Regions from separate parts of the Homo sapiens genome. Here region 1 is linked to region 2. The links are chromatin loops, found by intact Hi-C in ENCODE. Cell type or tissue: endothelial cell of umbilical vein. All regions are shown on one strand.

Evidence for each region. A loop is a pair of places that touch in the nucleus more often than their neighbours do. Peaks named below come from ENCODE experiments on the same cell type or tissue, not always from the same donor. Only the 100,000 strongest peaks of a DNase experiment are listed, where the experiment ranks them.
Region 1: a loop joins it to region 2, with 4 times the contacts of the local background. A loop is called at or near these places in 3 of 110 quality-filtered maps.

The regions. Positions count from the first base shown.
Region 1 is chr3:85,800,130-85,808,129 of GRCh38, forward strand. CADM2 (cell adhesion molecule 2) reads left to right here. Exons shown (of 10, transcript NM_001167675.2): 3 at 1,918-2,067. CADM2-AS2 (CADM2 antisense RNA 2) reads right to left here. Exons shown (of 4, transcript NR_046752.1): 2 at 5,325-5,456; 3 at 674-822; 4 at 1-294. Among named protein-coding and RNA genes, the nearest start is that of CADM2-AS2, 24 kb to the right of the region's middle. In endothelial cell of umbilical vein, no CTCF peak of the experiment used is centred here; no DNase peak of the experiment used is centred here.
Region 2 is chr3:85,590,019-85,598,018 of GRCh38, forward strand. The region is part of intron 1 of CADM2 (cell adhesion molecule 2); the gene reads left to right. Among named protein-coding and RNA genes, the nearest start is that of MIR5688, 210 kb to the left of the region's middle. In endothelial cell of umbilical vein, no CTCF peak of the experiment used is centred here; no DNase peak of the experiment used is centred here.

The DNA.
Region 1 (8,000 bases), 210 kb after region 2:
GTCGCTGCAGTGGGCTCCACCTAGTCTGAACTTCCTGGAGGCTTTGTTTACATTGTGAGGGGCAAACTGCCTACTCAAGCCTCAGTAATAGCAGACACCCCTCCCTCTACGAAGCTCGAGTATCCCAGGTTGACTTCAGACTGCTCTGCTGGCAGCAAGAATTTCAAGCCAGTGGATTTTAGCTTGCTGGGCTCCATGGTGGTGGGATCCACTGAGAAGACCTCTTGGCTCCCTGGCTTCAGCCGTCTTTCCATTGGAGTGAACAGTTCTGTCTTGCTGGAGTTCCAGGCACTACTGGGATACCAAAAACAAACAAACAAACAAACAAACAAAACTCCTGCAGCTAGCTCAGTGTCTGCCCAAATGGCTGCCCAGTTTTGTGCTTGAGACTTAGGGCCCTTGTGGTATAGGCACCCGAGGTAATCTCCTGGTCTGTGGGTTGCAAAGACCATGGGAAAAGCATAGTATCTGGGCCAGATAGCACCATCCCTTACAGCACAGGACCTCATGGCTTCTCTTATTTAGGGGAGGGAGTTCCCTGACCCCTTGCACTTCCTGGGTGAAGTGACACACCACCCTACTTCTGCTCGCCCTCCATGGGCTGCACCCACTGTCTAACCAGTCCCATTGAGATGAACTGGGTACCTCTGTTGGAAATGCAGAAATCACCCACCTTCTGCCTTGGTCTCACTGGGAGCTGCAGACTGGAGCTGTTCCTATTTGGCCATCTGGCCGGGGAATCCCTGGTAATAAGATTCTTACGCCAATAGTTCCAGCATAACCTCAAGTGGTGCTTGTAGTAATTATTGAATCATTACAAAACTAAAGAAGAAAAGGAAATATATTTCATGGATGTGATTAAGTCATTATAGTGTTCTTGCATATGTAAATTATCCTTGACTTAATGAACTCCCTTGCTTACATAATAATATTTTAACCTGGTTCTAGAAAGTCATTCTTACCCATGTTAATCATGGTTATCAGACTTAGCAGAGTTTATCTTCAGATCATCTTGCTGAAGAGAAATTTATGTATTATGTATCCGTGTGCATAAATTTTGATTAAACTATTAGAAGTGCACTTATTAAGTAAATTTATTACATGAATTACTTTAACAAATTAGTAAAATGCTTAAGAAGAGCAAAACCTTGATTACATACTGATGATATCCAAATTAACAAGGGTCATTTAAAAATATGTATTTTTCTGATTATAAAAGAAATATGTATTACTTGGAGAAAATCGAGAAACTACAGAAAGGAACAAAGAAGAGTATTAACCTATATCACCTAGGATTAATAATTTAGAGTTTGAATGGATATTCTACACTTTTTAAAGAGTACTCCCACTGTTTTACACAATACATTTTGTATTTCTAAAAAGAGCTAAATCTACAAGAAAACCTAGTTAAGTGGGATTCATTTTTTATTTCCTTTATCAGAAATTGAATCTAAAGTTTGAGTATCCATATTTCAAAAACTTTATTCAGGATTATAAAAGCTACCAGGGAAATATTTTATGTTTCCTCTACTGCTTTAGAGAGTTCAACTCATCCAAAATTATTTCAGTGCTTTATCTTCAACAATGACCAAGTTTAGTACCGTATTAACTAATGCAAAGCCTAGGGAAAGTAATAAATATAATATTACTATTTGAATATAAATCTTTATGTATGCCTAGGACAAAAAAAGTTTCCTAGAACATGTAGGGAGTACAAAGGAGTCTTAATTATATGTCAATGCTGTTGTTCTCTGAGGATTTTCAATTATTTTTCTGTCTTTTGTAATATACAGTTTTGTCGTTGTTTGGTTGTTTTAAATTTTATTTTGCATGAGAAGTTAAGGCCAGTGTAGATCTTAGGCAGTTAATCATTTTATGACTTTCATTTAATCAACATTTTCTTTAATCCCCTTTTAGGCAGCCAAGGGCAGTTTCCACTAACACAGAATGTAACCGTTGTTGAAGGTGGAACTGCAATTTTGACCTGCAGGGTTGATCAAAATGATAACACCTCCCTCCAGTGGTCAAATCCAGCTCAACAGACTCTGTACTTTGACGACAAGAAAGGTGAATACATTTTCTTTCAAATGTTTTAATCGTATTCTAAAATATCCTAATTACAATAAATTTATTTTTCTGAGATGATTCAAACTATTCCTTTTGATTACCAAACTGCTGCTGCTTGTATTTAAACATGTTAAATATTAAATACTTTAGTTTGCAAGTCATAAACACCAAAGATAACCTATGTCAACTTTTTAATAAAATAAACACTCATAATTCTGTTTCGAAAATAGTTTTATGCCTTCTCTTAACAACCATTTCCTGTCTAGGTACCATATTTTCTCACTCTTGTAGCTATGTTGTGTATAGTTTGAGTTTTTTTCTTTCTCCTGATAATATAATATGATTTTTATGGAAATTAGGTTTATATATTTGGAAGATGCAATATGATTTTGAAAAGTTTAATGATTTTATTTTCATGACTTTGCTCCGAAACTAAGAATTGTAAAAATGATTCACAGAATGTTGAAGTATTTCATGTTTCCAAAATAAACTGAAATTAAGTAAGAAGCTGTAGTTTTTAAAGTTGAATTGGACTTCATTAACTAATTTCAACTTCTTACTGGATAATAGATTTTGATTAAACATTCCAGAGAAAAAAGGAAATTCATCTTACGTAATCCAAGCAAACAACTAAAAATGCACACAAATGTCTAAGCTTTCATCCATTATTAGATGAAAAAGTGAATCCATAACTGTAATGAAAATATGAGACTGTTGCTTAAGATACATGTATATTATATAGGATATAAATAACTATTTATATATTAGCTATTCTTATTCTTAAAATTAACTATTAGTCTTAATATATTTTTTAATGAATCTGTATAGGTAATTGTAAGATAACTTCAAATCAGCTCCATTTAAACAATTAAAATATCACATACAGTCTAATAAATGTGCTCAGTCCACCTTTAATATGTATTCATTATATTTTGTTCATTGTTACAATTTTTCTTCTTTGATGTCCTCTAGATTTAAAATGAAATCTTTAGTTTGTTTTAAATATTAAATATATAATGAAGGAGTGATGAAGCATCTAATTCATTTATTTGATAAATATTTATTGAGAGTCCCTTTGTACCAGGCATTAAAATTAGGGAGCAGGAAGTTCATAGTGTCTGCCTTTTTAGGGAATACAGTGTAGTGGAGGAGACAGACAATAAAGAAACATGCAAATGAAATACATTATATCATACATTAAAAGGGGACAAGTGCTATGCAGAAGAATGAACCAGGGATAAAGGAACTGTTAGGGGCCTCCAGGGAGACAAAATGAAGAAACAGACAGATAGATAGATAGATAAATAGATAGATAGATAGATAGATAGATAGATAGATCAATTGATCGATATTTATTTTAATAAATTGGCTCAAGTAATTTTGGGGTCTGGCAAGTTTGAAAAATGCAGGGCAGGCTGGTAGGCTGGAGACCCAAAGAGATTCTGTTGCAGCTCATGTCCAGAGGCAGTGTCAGGGAGAATTTCTTCTTCCTTAGGGTACTTAGAGGACTTCAGACTTTCTCATAAGGCCTTCCACTGATTGAGTGTCTCCTGTCCACATTATGGAGAATAATCTGCTTTACTCAAAGTCTACTATTTTAAATGTTAAACTCATCTAAAAAAATACCTTCACAGAAACATCTAGATGATTGTTTAACCAAACATCTGGGAACAGTGGCCCAGTCATATTGACATTTAATATAAAATTATTGACATATTGACAGTTAATATAAAATTTACTGTCATGGACAGTTAATACCTAATACTCAAGTAGAACTTTATTATTTAGAAAGAGATTTAATTTGCAGTTTCAGTTTTCTTTCCAACAAATGAAGTTCTACTAGTTAAAAAAATTAAATGCATACACAAAGTCACTCATAGAGATTAAACAATCTCTTTTTGCTTTTCGTATTAATTGGTTACAAATATTAGTAAATAAATATTTAAAGTGTATGCTCAAATATAAGGTGGTGCCAATTTTAAGGACATGTCTCATTTGCTTGAAACTATGATGCAAAAGAAAATGTTCTGGAAAAAAATAGACTTCTGGAAATGTTCATTACGAAACTAAATATATTATTATATTAGTTAATTTGTCAACTTGGTTATACATACATATTTAAAGTAATATGGAAAAATATTAATTTATAAATACTACTTTTTTCCATCCCTGTGTTTAATGAAGCAATCTTGCTTATTAGCAGTTTTTGAAAGTGTAGCACACTATCAACAACAAATTTGTCCCAAGCAGCAACTATAAACTTTTATAACATTAGAACATTTTTTGTTGTTGTTCATTCATCCCACAGGTGTATAATGACAATCTCCACTTTATAACAACACTTGTACTGCTTTTTAAGGAGATTTTTAAGAGTCATGTTTACAGTGACATCTCCAATCGTGAGGTCAAATCCTCAGGCACAAAGACAAAATCTATATGAAATGCCCTTGCCTCCACTTTTAGTGATTCTATAAGTTATCCTCTAAAAAACATCTAAAACTAGAAAACTAGAATTGATTTGGGATATTTCAAGCTAATGTATCTTTCCTGGAGAAAACAGAGAGCAACTTGCCATAAAAGATTTGCAAAGACTTGAATATAAGGCAGCCTCCTTTTTTCTGAGGGATAATTATGAGGAGAAAAAAAGTCATGCCATATTTGGGAAATATGGTAATATATTCCTGCATCTTTACACTGCCTTGAAATAATAAATACACCAGTTCTATGAATTGTTGAAGTATGCACTTTTTTTTTGGTTTTGTTTTGGGACAGGGTCTCATTTTGTTGCTCAGGGAGTTCAGTGGCACGATCTTGGCTCACTGCATCCTCCGCTTCCTCGGCTCCAGCAATTCTCCTGCCTCAGCCTCCTGATTAGCTGGGAGTACAGGCATGTGCCACCATGCCCAGCTAATTTTTTTTGTATTTTTTGTGTAGACTGGGTTTCACCATGTTATCCAGGCTAGGCTGCAACTCCTGAGCTCAAGCAATCCTCCTGCCTTGGCCTCTCAAAGTTCTGGGATTACAGGCATGAGCCACCGTGCCGGGCCAGGACTGACTTTACTTAATTTTCCGTTCCCAGATGCTGTAATAGCTTAGTTAGATTGGAGAAAAGCCTATGTATGTGTTTGTGTTTGTAGTATGATAGGTTTCTGTTTTTGATACTATGCTTTTTCTAACTCTATTGTGGTTCTAAACGTCAGTTGCAGTAAAACAACAGAGAGCATTGAAGAAAGAAATCCTTTGGCAATCTAACATACCTATTCCCTCATATGTCAGTGCTTCAATTTCCTTCTTCTTTTTTTTTCTTTTCTCGTCCTCACTATCTGTTCCCAAGAGTGGTTCAATTTCTATGTGATATCTTAGTTGAAGGGATTCTTGGACAGTAATACCTATCAAATGCAAGAGTTTGAAATTGAAAGCATTTTAAAAGATTCCATATTACAATTTTCCACACATCATCTTTTAATCTGCAATTACCTAACTCTCACCAATTTTAAGGCTTGTCTTGAGCAAGCAAGCATTCCAAGTTGTACCAGAGCCTAAGTGAAGAAGGTGAGCATGAGTTAGACTAGAGTAACGCATACTTGTTTTACTAGTGAAGACTGCACATGAGAGCAAGAGAGAAAAGGGAAGGAATGGGTTGTCTGTGTCATTGATTATACCATCTCCTGCAGGTGGCTGCTACTGTTAAAGCTTCATCTATAGCCTCACTCTTCTTTCTGTCTCAGATTGTGCTTCCAGTGGTTCTTAGCCGTAGCTACACAGTAAAATCACTTAGGGGATTTTCAAACACAGTCTTCCAGCGGTATGCAGTATCAGAATATTTTAATTATATCTCAAATGATTAGAAAATGCAGCTGTGATTGAGACACTTGGGTTTAGGCAAGTCAACTCTCTGAAGAGTTCTGCATCCCTGAGCTTGGATTTCTGTATTGATAAATGTTACTGAGCATGGAAGGAAGAAAAGAAGCGAGGGAGGGAGGGAGGGAGGGAGGAAGGAAGGAAGGAAAGAAGGAAGGAAGGAAGGAAGGATTTCTGTATTGATAAATGTTACTGAGCATGGAAGGAAGAAAAGAATGGAAGGGAGGGAGGGAGGAAGGACAAACTGCTCAGAAAAAGAACAAGTGCTGATCACTGCCTCACAACCATTACTACTGCTACTATGAGCTCCGAGAGGCATCCCGTAGCATTTCATGCTACCTGGAGGTGTAAGTTTCCAAGGGTCCTGGCTATGAACGAGAAATTCAGGATGGCAGCCCACATGTCATGTTAGAGTTGGAAAAGCCTTGTTTACATGAATTTATTAACTGAATAAAAACATGCTGTGAGTGGTCAGTTGAATCAAGTAAAGGAGAATTAGGCTGAACCCCCTTTCCTAGGGGTCTCTGTCAGTGACTTTAAATGTGAATATTCATGTAATCCTAGCCACTTGGGAGGCTGAGGCATGAGCATTGCTTGAACCCAGGAACCGGAGGTTGCAGTGAGCTGAGATCGCGCTACTGCACTCCAGCCTGGGTGATAGAGTGAGGCTCTGTCTCAAAAACAAAACAAAACAAAACAAACAAACAAAACAAACAAAAAGTGAATATTCGGGAATCTCTTCCCCGGGGAGATAGGAGTCTAGTGGGGGAATTGGCTAAGGTGAATCTAATACTGTCATATTTCTCACTGAGGTAAAATAAAGACGAAGGCAGCAAATTCAAGCTTTTACAACTTTTTTGCCATGTTTAATGTGATCAGTAGCTTGTGTCCATTGATAAATGGAAAAAATAAGACCTAACAATCAAGGATATTTCTTCACAGACATTCAGCTAATGTCTGGTAGTGAAGAACTTTGAATCCAGGTGTAGCTTTTGCCTTGATTTTAACTGAAATATTCCTGAAAGCAATGGCATTTGGACGCCATGTCATTTTAAATGTAACCTGGGCAGCCTCTGCCATTGATCTTGGCAGCTTACTTTTGTTAAAGAGCAGCATGTCATTTCAAACTATTGAAGATATACATAGATTAAGACAGAAGGGCCAGGCATGGTAGCTCACACCTGTAATCCCAGCACTTTGGGAGGCTGTGGCAGGCGGATCACCTGAGGTCAGGAGTTTGAGACCAGCCTGGCCAACGTGACGAAAAACCATCTCTACTAAAAATACAAAAATTATCTGGGCATGGTGGCGGATGCCAATAACCCCAGCTACTTGGGAGACTGAGGCAGGAGAATCACTTGAGCTGTGGAGGCAGAGGTTGCAGTGAACTGAGATTGTACCATTGCTCTCCAGCCTAGGCATCGAGAGTGAAACTCCGTCTCAAAAAAAAAAAAAAAAAAAGACAAAAAGACAGAAGAATATATTATAATCAGCATTGTCCACGAGAACATTCCATGATGATGGGAATATTCCATATCTGGGCTGAGCTGAACAATTCAGTTGTCATGTGTAGATATTTAAATTTAAATTAATAAAAATAGAGTAAAATTTAAAAATTTGGTTTCTGCCACACTAGACATATTTCAAGTACTCAATATCCTCCCATGCCCAGCACTTACTGTTTTGGAAAGCACAATTCTAGATGCTGATTCACTCATCAGATGTCATAATATACCTTGTCCAGTTCCAGCCTTGGCTAGTAGAATATGTTATTTTTAACTGAGAAAACCCTTAGGCTATCATAAAAACATGCATCAAATATTCAATAAATGATTTTTTTTTACCATTTAAATTGTACAGCTTTCAGGGGGACATTGTGGCACAGGAGACAGAGAGTCAGATCTGAATTTAAATTCTGCCTTTGACACCAGCCAGCAGGGTAATAAAAGGTGTTCATTGACACCCCATTACTGGTGGTTGGACCAGAATTGTATTTTAACGAGTTCCCTGTCTGCCTTGTGTGCACCCAAAAATCAGAAATCATTAGCCTACAAAGTCGAAATTCAATTACA
Region 2 (8,000 bases):
GAATGTACATTTAAAAACAGGTTCAAGGAGTGTATATTTATTTACATGGTAATAAATATGCAATGAAGCCATCAGCTTGCTGGTCATGGATAGTTCACATGTAGAGAAGTTTTTATCTGTACAGTTCACCAGATCCAGGTTAAAACACTTTTTAGAACAAATAGAGCCAAGCAGAAAAATAGAAAATCATCTAGGGAAATATATTTTGCTAGTAAAACTTATACAGAAGTGGCCTTTGACATATGACAAAGACTATGCTAAGGTAGAGAGAATAGTTTGTCATAAATACCAACCCAGAAGTGAAGTTTGGGGGCAACAAGTGTGGAAGCTGTAAGAAGGTAAGCGCTTTATAGTACTTGACCTCAATGAATTCATTATCTAAATAATTCAAACTTTTAGACTGAAAGCAAAAAAATCATTAGGACAGGTAAATGCACTAGAAAAATACACATGTGGCATGTTAGAGTGTTTTGAAAGAAGACTTGAAAGCAAGACTGTTGGAAGGAAAACATAATTTTTTATTCACTGGGTACTGTGACAGTAAGAAAATTAATTATACAAATTCCATTTAAGCGAGAATGAATGTTTTTGAACTGTTATAGAATGAAAAATAAACATTTAGGGACAAGAATTAAAGGAAAGGCTTTGAAAAATAATGGGTGAAAAGGGTCTGGAACATAGGTGATAAGGAATGATTTGCTAAGAACAAAATGAATAAACTCTATGAAATATAAATTAGTCTATTGACAAATACCTAGAGGAAAGCTAAAGCAATTGATCTTCAACAAAAATAATGTTAATAGAAATATCTTCACACTATAAACAAAAAAGGATAATTTTAGGTTTTTAGGTTATACTATACTCAATATTTTTAAAAATGAATATGAAATTTATTTATTTGGAAACTCATTTTTTTTTTGCCTGTCTTCTTGTTTTTGGTTAATTGGTTGATTGGTATTTTGTAGTGCTTAAGCTAGAATAATTCTGGTTTGCAGTATCTTTTGTGAGGAAAATAAGAGTTTGGTCAGAAGTGCTATCACTGGTCTTGCCTAGTAATATTTCAGTGTAAGTGACTTTCCTGAAAATCAACAATTTGTTGTGAGAACCTTGACACTACTTTCCAGTTTTAGTCCTTTTAAGCCTGTTATTCATCTGAGCAGTTAAATATTTTGTCTTGCTTTAATTTCAATGAAACTGAACCTTCACTGATGCTAAAATTCTGTGCACTCCAGAAATCTGTGAAAATTAAAAAGAATTGAAGATGATCCATTTTCTTAGAGTATGTACTTTTGGAAGTCTGGACAAGTGGGAGTATATTTAAAATGCAAATATTATACTTGAGATGCTAAAATAATTTACATTCTGAGGCTGCAGTTTAAATATAATTGCATTACATTAAAACAGTTGGGTTTATGGTGTGATATAAATTTGGTTTATTTTTTGCAGATTTATGGTGACTAGGATTTTGTTTTGATCTTGTAGTATATACGGAAATTTCACCACCATCACTTATAATTTGTGAAGCTTTAGCAGCAACATTTGTAAACACAAGGGAATGTTTTCACTTTTTAGTTGGGGAAGAGCAGATGGTTGGGATTAAGGGAATCACTCCTTCGTGTTTAATAATGCAGCAGGGAAGGCAGTGGCAAGCTAACTTTTCACCAAGAGAGAATAATTTTTCAGAGCATCAGCTAGATCTTTGCTAGCTAGAATAGAGCCCCTTCAGATGTGTACCATCTGCATGGGAGTGAGTCACAGCAAAAGATCTAATAATACTTGTAAAATACACTTTGTTCCCAGTGAATTCTATATAGAGAAAATAATCTCTGTATTTGATGGAAGGGACTGATGAGCAGAAATTTGCATCTAAGTAGCAGATTGTCGAATAGAAATTTAGTAAGACCACAGAACAGGCATAGGCCAGGCAATGAAACACAAAAGAAACCAATTTTTAAAAATCAGGTAACTTCCTGGATTCATTATAATGTATAGAAAGACTTAATAGAAATGAAAGATGATTTTCAAATAAATATTATTTAAAAATAATGTAAAGAATTGATTTGTAGTCATCCAGCAAATGTTTGCAAAGAGTAAATTTATAATATGATTTAAAAAAGGATGAATTAATTTTATATTAATATAACAAGATGGAAAACAGAACATTGATAAAACATATTATTATCTAATGCAAACACAAGAAGAGAGAAAAATTGTAGAGAAATAACAGGTTTTTAATGATCAGAGTTTCACTGTAATTGATGATTATTAAAAAGAATTTGATAGACTGAAGATGAAGTGATTCTCTCAACATGTACTCTTTCACATCCACTGCTAAGAAAAATGCAATACAGTTGACCCATTTAATGGTCATCTCAGTTTGGCTCCTTAACACCAAATTCTACAGGAGCTGCTTTCAAGCCATCAGTGATGCGAATAGAAGGAAAAAAATTACTGTAACCACAGACTTAGTAACTGAACAGAACTTTTGCCCACAGGAATCATAGGTTAGAGGATGGAATTTAACTGTTTTTCATGGTTTTGGGTCAACAATACCTTTATATCTAGACCTTCATGGAAACAAGAAAAAGCATATATATTGGTGAGTATGATAGTCTCATACTCATGAATTTAGGTAAGAAATATAACTTGAGAAACTGCCTCAATGATAAATTTTTGAGTTCTGGATTTTTATTATTATTATTATACTTTAAGTTCTGGGGTACATGTGCAGAACGTGCAGGTTTGTTACATAGGTATACATGTGCCATGGTGGTTTGCTGCACCCACCAACGCGTCATCTACATTAGATATTTCTCCTAATGCTATCCCTCCTCTAGCCTCCCAACCTCCGACAGGCCCCAGTGGGTGATGTTCCCCTTTCTGTGTCCATGTATTCTCATTGTTCAATTCCCACTTATGATTGAGAACATGTGTTTAGTTTTCTCTTCTTGTGTTAGTTTGCTGATTTTAAAGGGACTCCAAAGAGCCTGTATTCTGTCTGCCTAAGTGCTTTCCCAGTGGCCAGTGTCATGGTTCCTGCATTTCGGTTGCTATTTTTCCCTATTTTATTTGAACATGGCTTTTATATTTTTCCATTTATTTTGTACATTAATACACATCCTGATCTTAGATGCTTTCCTTTTAATAAGATTTTTTATTTTATTTTATTTTATTATACTTTAAGTTTTAGGGTACATGTGCACAATGTGCAGGTTTGTTACATATGTATACATGTGCCATGTTGGTGTGCTGCACCCATTAACTCGTCATCTAGCATTAGGTATACTTGTTTGAAAGTTTAGGCACTAACGTTAAAGAAAAATCAAAGCAAGATTTTTACTTTTGAATACCATCTCTGTCAATTAAAATTCTAGAGCCTCAATTTTTTCATCTATAAAATGAACAGAGTGTATCAGATTATTATTAGTACAGCAACCATTGCAAAATGTATATCTGTGTTCTTAGCCTTTGTGAGAGATTTCTATCGTCATAGAGCATTTGTTTCCAACTTAAGTGTGAACTAAAGAATTGTTCCTAGTGATCTGCAAATAGAAATGTGTAAGAGGCATTATCGGCACGCAGAATAAAAAGAAACACATAAGACATTGGGTGCTGCTGTGATTCATAGAATAAAAAATTACTACTTTCTAAAATATCTGCTGTAAAATTAAATACATTTGAGCATTTGTCAAGCTTTTCATGTTCCAACATGATAAGGCTTTGAATCTCTACATTATAGGGTACTAAGCAGTAGGAAATCGGATGAGAAAATTTATGTTATCTGTTAACTGGGTCAAGGACTCTTTCCAAATACTTGAAATAATTCTCATTGTCACCCCTTCCCTCATATGAACAGATGGAGGCACAACTGCAGAAACACAATCGAGATTTATTTCTGTTAATCATTAGACAAATTAATATAGGTTAATTGAAGATTAACATTGGAGTTTTATCAGCTGAATATAGTGAGTGAAAAAAAAAGGTAAAGCAGATTATAGTTAAATATCCCAAGGATGTATTTCATATCCTGGCTATTGCTGGTTACATATTTGCTGATGTAAATTCTTAAAAACAGTAATTATAATATCAGTTTTCTCAGCCTTATTCTTTAAAATTATAATCTTTGAAATATTTATATTGTTAACCTGAGAATAGTTCAAAGGTAATTGAAAATATTTAACATAACAAATGGACAGATTCTTAAAGATACTACATTTGCCTGACTCAAAGCCTAAGGAATCTCATGAAGTTAGAACATAACAATTTTTATCCTGAATGAAATTAGGGTTAATAAAATATGAAATTCCCTAGTCTTAATTAACTGAAATTATTTATTTATTTATTTATTTAAACAAAATATTGAAATAGATGTAACAGTGAATTCAAAAGCCATTGAAAATATAATTATATTTTTCATGTTTTGGGGTGGAAAGAGCAGGCAATAATTGTTTTGTTGTCCCTAAAGTAACTGGCAGAGATGTGAATGACTATAATGAAAAATATTTTAGAGAGTTAGAGAGAAAGCAATAGAACCAACTTTATGTGAGTGTGTTATCCAAGTAAAAAGAGAGAGAGAGAATACATTTGTATTGAAGCATTCATTTATGTTAGATAAGGGTATAAGAAATACATATGTGACAGAAATGCAAAAAGACAGAGAGCATATGACACAGTTACCATTCTGTTTTTACTTATTAGTGAGGTTTTTTGTTTTCATAAGTCTACTATATTTAAAAATGCTTTGTTTATAAAATGCTATGACAAAGAGCCTAGCCTCTACATTCTGTTGTATTTGAAATATTATAACCTGGGGCTATGGGTTCATACATTAGCTATGCTTAAAGTGTGCTTGTTACTACTTGGCACCGTCAGTTTTAATGCAGCTTTTGCTGGCTTCAAACACTGAAACAAATAGAAAACAATCAGGCTCTAGTGGCTTGGAAACCTAGACAGCAGCCCAGCTTTCATTTATTAGGACTCTGGGAAAATAAATTTAAAAGGGGAAAATTTTCAAATCTGCTTTCAAGTTACATTTAACAAGTACTTCTCCCAAGGATCTCCAAGCCCTTTTTGCGTGCATTTATTCTGCTAGTTGATAATACAAATTGAAGTAGGAACTAATGCATTTCAGTACTGAAGTGTCTATTCAAATCATTCTTAGGGCTGAACAGAGCACCAGTAGTTACAGATGAAATCAGAGGGTTTCATCTATTAGAGTAGATGGGTATGGAGGTGCCCTAAGGTTCACCTTTAGAAATCTTTGTATTATTTAGTACAGTAGAATATCCACTGGCCTACATTGTCCACTGAAAATCATTTTATGACTTCTGATATTATCCAATTTAAGAACATGGCTAGACTGGCAAAATATGCAAACAGTTCACAGAACTATATTTGAATGCTGTATTATTTCTAATGTTCTGTCAATATTCCAACTATCTTTATCTTATCATTTTGTACGTGGTATTTGGACGAGTAGCTCCTGGAGAAATTAGTCATTCTTCGTAATATAACTGCAAAGGTTAAGCTAATATGTGTAGTATTACTTAGAATTCTTAAAAGGTGGGTGCAAAGTATAGGAATTGTCCTGTTTAAAACCTTTTATATCCTAGATTATAATTGTCCAGTGTAGTAGAAAACTTACAATGAGAATAAAAGATAAAACCTGATACAGTTTCTGAATCTCTTCTGTCACAAGGAGGGACCATATAGTCTAAGTTGTAATAAAAAGTAATATTTAAGTGCAATATGTTATTTATTCTTAAAATAAAAACATTAAACAAGTGTATATCTTCATTAACGAGATTTTAAAGTGTTACACTTTTTTTCTTTTGGTCCAGGAGGCTTTGATTGATAAAAATAATTTCGTCTCTGTGAGATATTAAATACCAAATAATAAAACTAATTTTATGTTGTGCATTTTCTGTTACCAACAATGGACTTGGTCCCTAAAAATCACCATACCAAATATGTCATGTATTTTTTCTTCACCCTAAAGTAAGTTTTGCTACTATTTAAATTAATTACTATATGATTTATCATGACATAATTATTTTATATTTTTGCTTTCAGCATATTTATTTATCTGAAAAATATGTATTATGCATTCTTGGCCCATCTTTCTGTTGGTTTATTTATATATTTTATTTTATTACTTTATTTTATTTTTTGACTGTCAATGTTCAATTAAGAGTAATTCATTTGAGGTATCTTATGAATCATACTACCTACCTTGACCTTAGTTTATCTCTAAGGGAAGAAATTACTAATATACAAAATCAGCCATAAAATATTTCTAGTTAAATTTAGACCATAAATGAAAAAATGTTATAGTTTTTAAATAAATGATTTAACAGTGAATACTTTTAAGGAAATGTATTTAGAAGAAAAAAGTAATAATTACAAAAAACAAAGCATATGCTGTTTAAAAAGTTAACAGCTTTATTGATATAAAATGGTGACTGATATTTTAAAAACTGCATATAATTAATGTGTGCAAATTGATGAGTATGGACATAAGCATTCACCCATGAAACTATCACCACAAGCTATTGAACATACCCATTTTGGTAAGACCACTTACCATGAGATCTACCCTCACAACAAAATTTTCAGTGCACAGTGCAGCCCAGTTAACAAGGCAGATTATAGAACATTTCCATCATCTCAAAAAGTTCTATTGGACAGTGCTGATCTAGAAACATCTGATGATTTCACAGTAGAATTATTGCTCTGTTGCCCATGCTGGAGTGCAGTGGCCCGATCTTAACTCAATTAAACCTCTGCTTCCCAAGTTCAAGCAATCTCCCAACCTTAGCCTCCCTACTAGCCGGAACTACAGGCATGCCCCACCACGCCCAGCTAATTTTTGCATTTTTAGTAGAGACAGGCTTTCGCCATGTTGGCCAGGCTGGTCTCAAACTCCTGACCTCAAGTAATTCACCCACTTTGGCCTCCCAAAATGCTGGGATTACAGGTGTGAGCCATGGCAGCCGGCCTTGAATATATTCTTGATATATAAATAGGAATAAACCAGAAGTTCTGAAAGTTTTCTTTGTAGATTAACTAAGGCCTTCTATTGCTAAGGATTTCAGTAGTATATGTGATATTGTAATGTTTTATGGAGAGGGGAGAAAAGAAAAATATGACACTTAATGAAAGTGCACAAGATTGTCAAGATTAAAAAAATGCTGTATACAATAAGTAAGTACACGTAAGAAGCTTATACAACTCTCAAATCTATATGGTACTTTGAAGTTTAGATACAATCTTAAATTCATCTAAGTCTTCTTAGCACTACAGTCATGCTGTGCAATAATGCAAGATAACTGCCTTTATGTGCTTGTCTAGATAGATTCATATCTTAAATGTTATTTATTAACACAAATCTGAATGTAATGTGCATATTTATCTCTTCGCAAATCACATTTTTATTCTATATCTTGCTTGTTTGTTTCATCTATGTGCCACTGATATTTTAGTTTCCAACTCTCCAGAGATTGTATGATAGTGGAAAACAAATTATCAAAGCAATTAAAATGTTTTGATACCTATAGGAGCTAGAAATCTGTGCTTTTAAAATTAATTATTAGTTTCAACTCCTGAAATGTAGACAATACTAAAGGTAATCAAGCTGTTAGAATGTACTATTTTGAATCAGAGGACATTTTTGTCAAAAGTGCATCTTAAAATCTGAAGCTATTGGAAAGTCTTATTAAACTTCGATAAAAACAAAACATTTAAAAGCAGCAAAGTTGATTAGACAGTTTTCCCCTCTTTGATGAAAATGGTACAAACCTAATCAATATCTGCTAAAACTTAAATAATAGTACTTTTCATAATGTGTTTAATATTGGTTAAAACCATCTTTTAGTTATATATTTTGGAAAATGTGATTAAATGCTGACCAACTCTAAACATTTATTTTAAAATTCTTGTAATAGAGGTTTTTAATGAATGAAAATTACAGATTCTCTTTTTGTAACATTTCTTTAGCAATT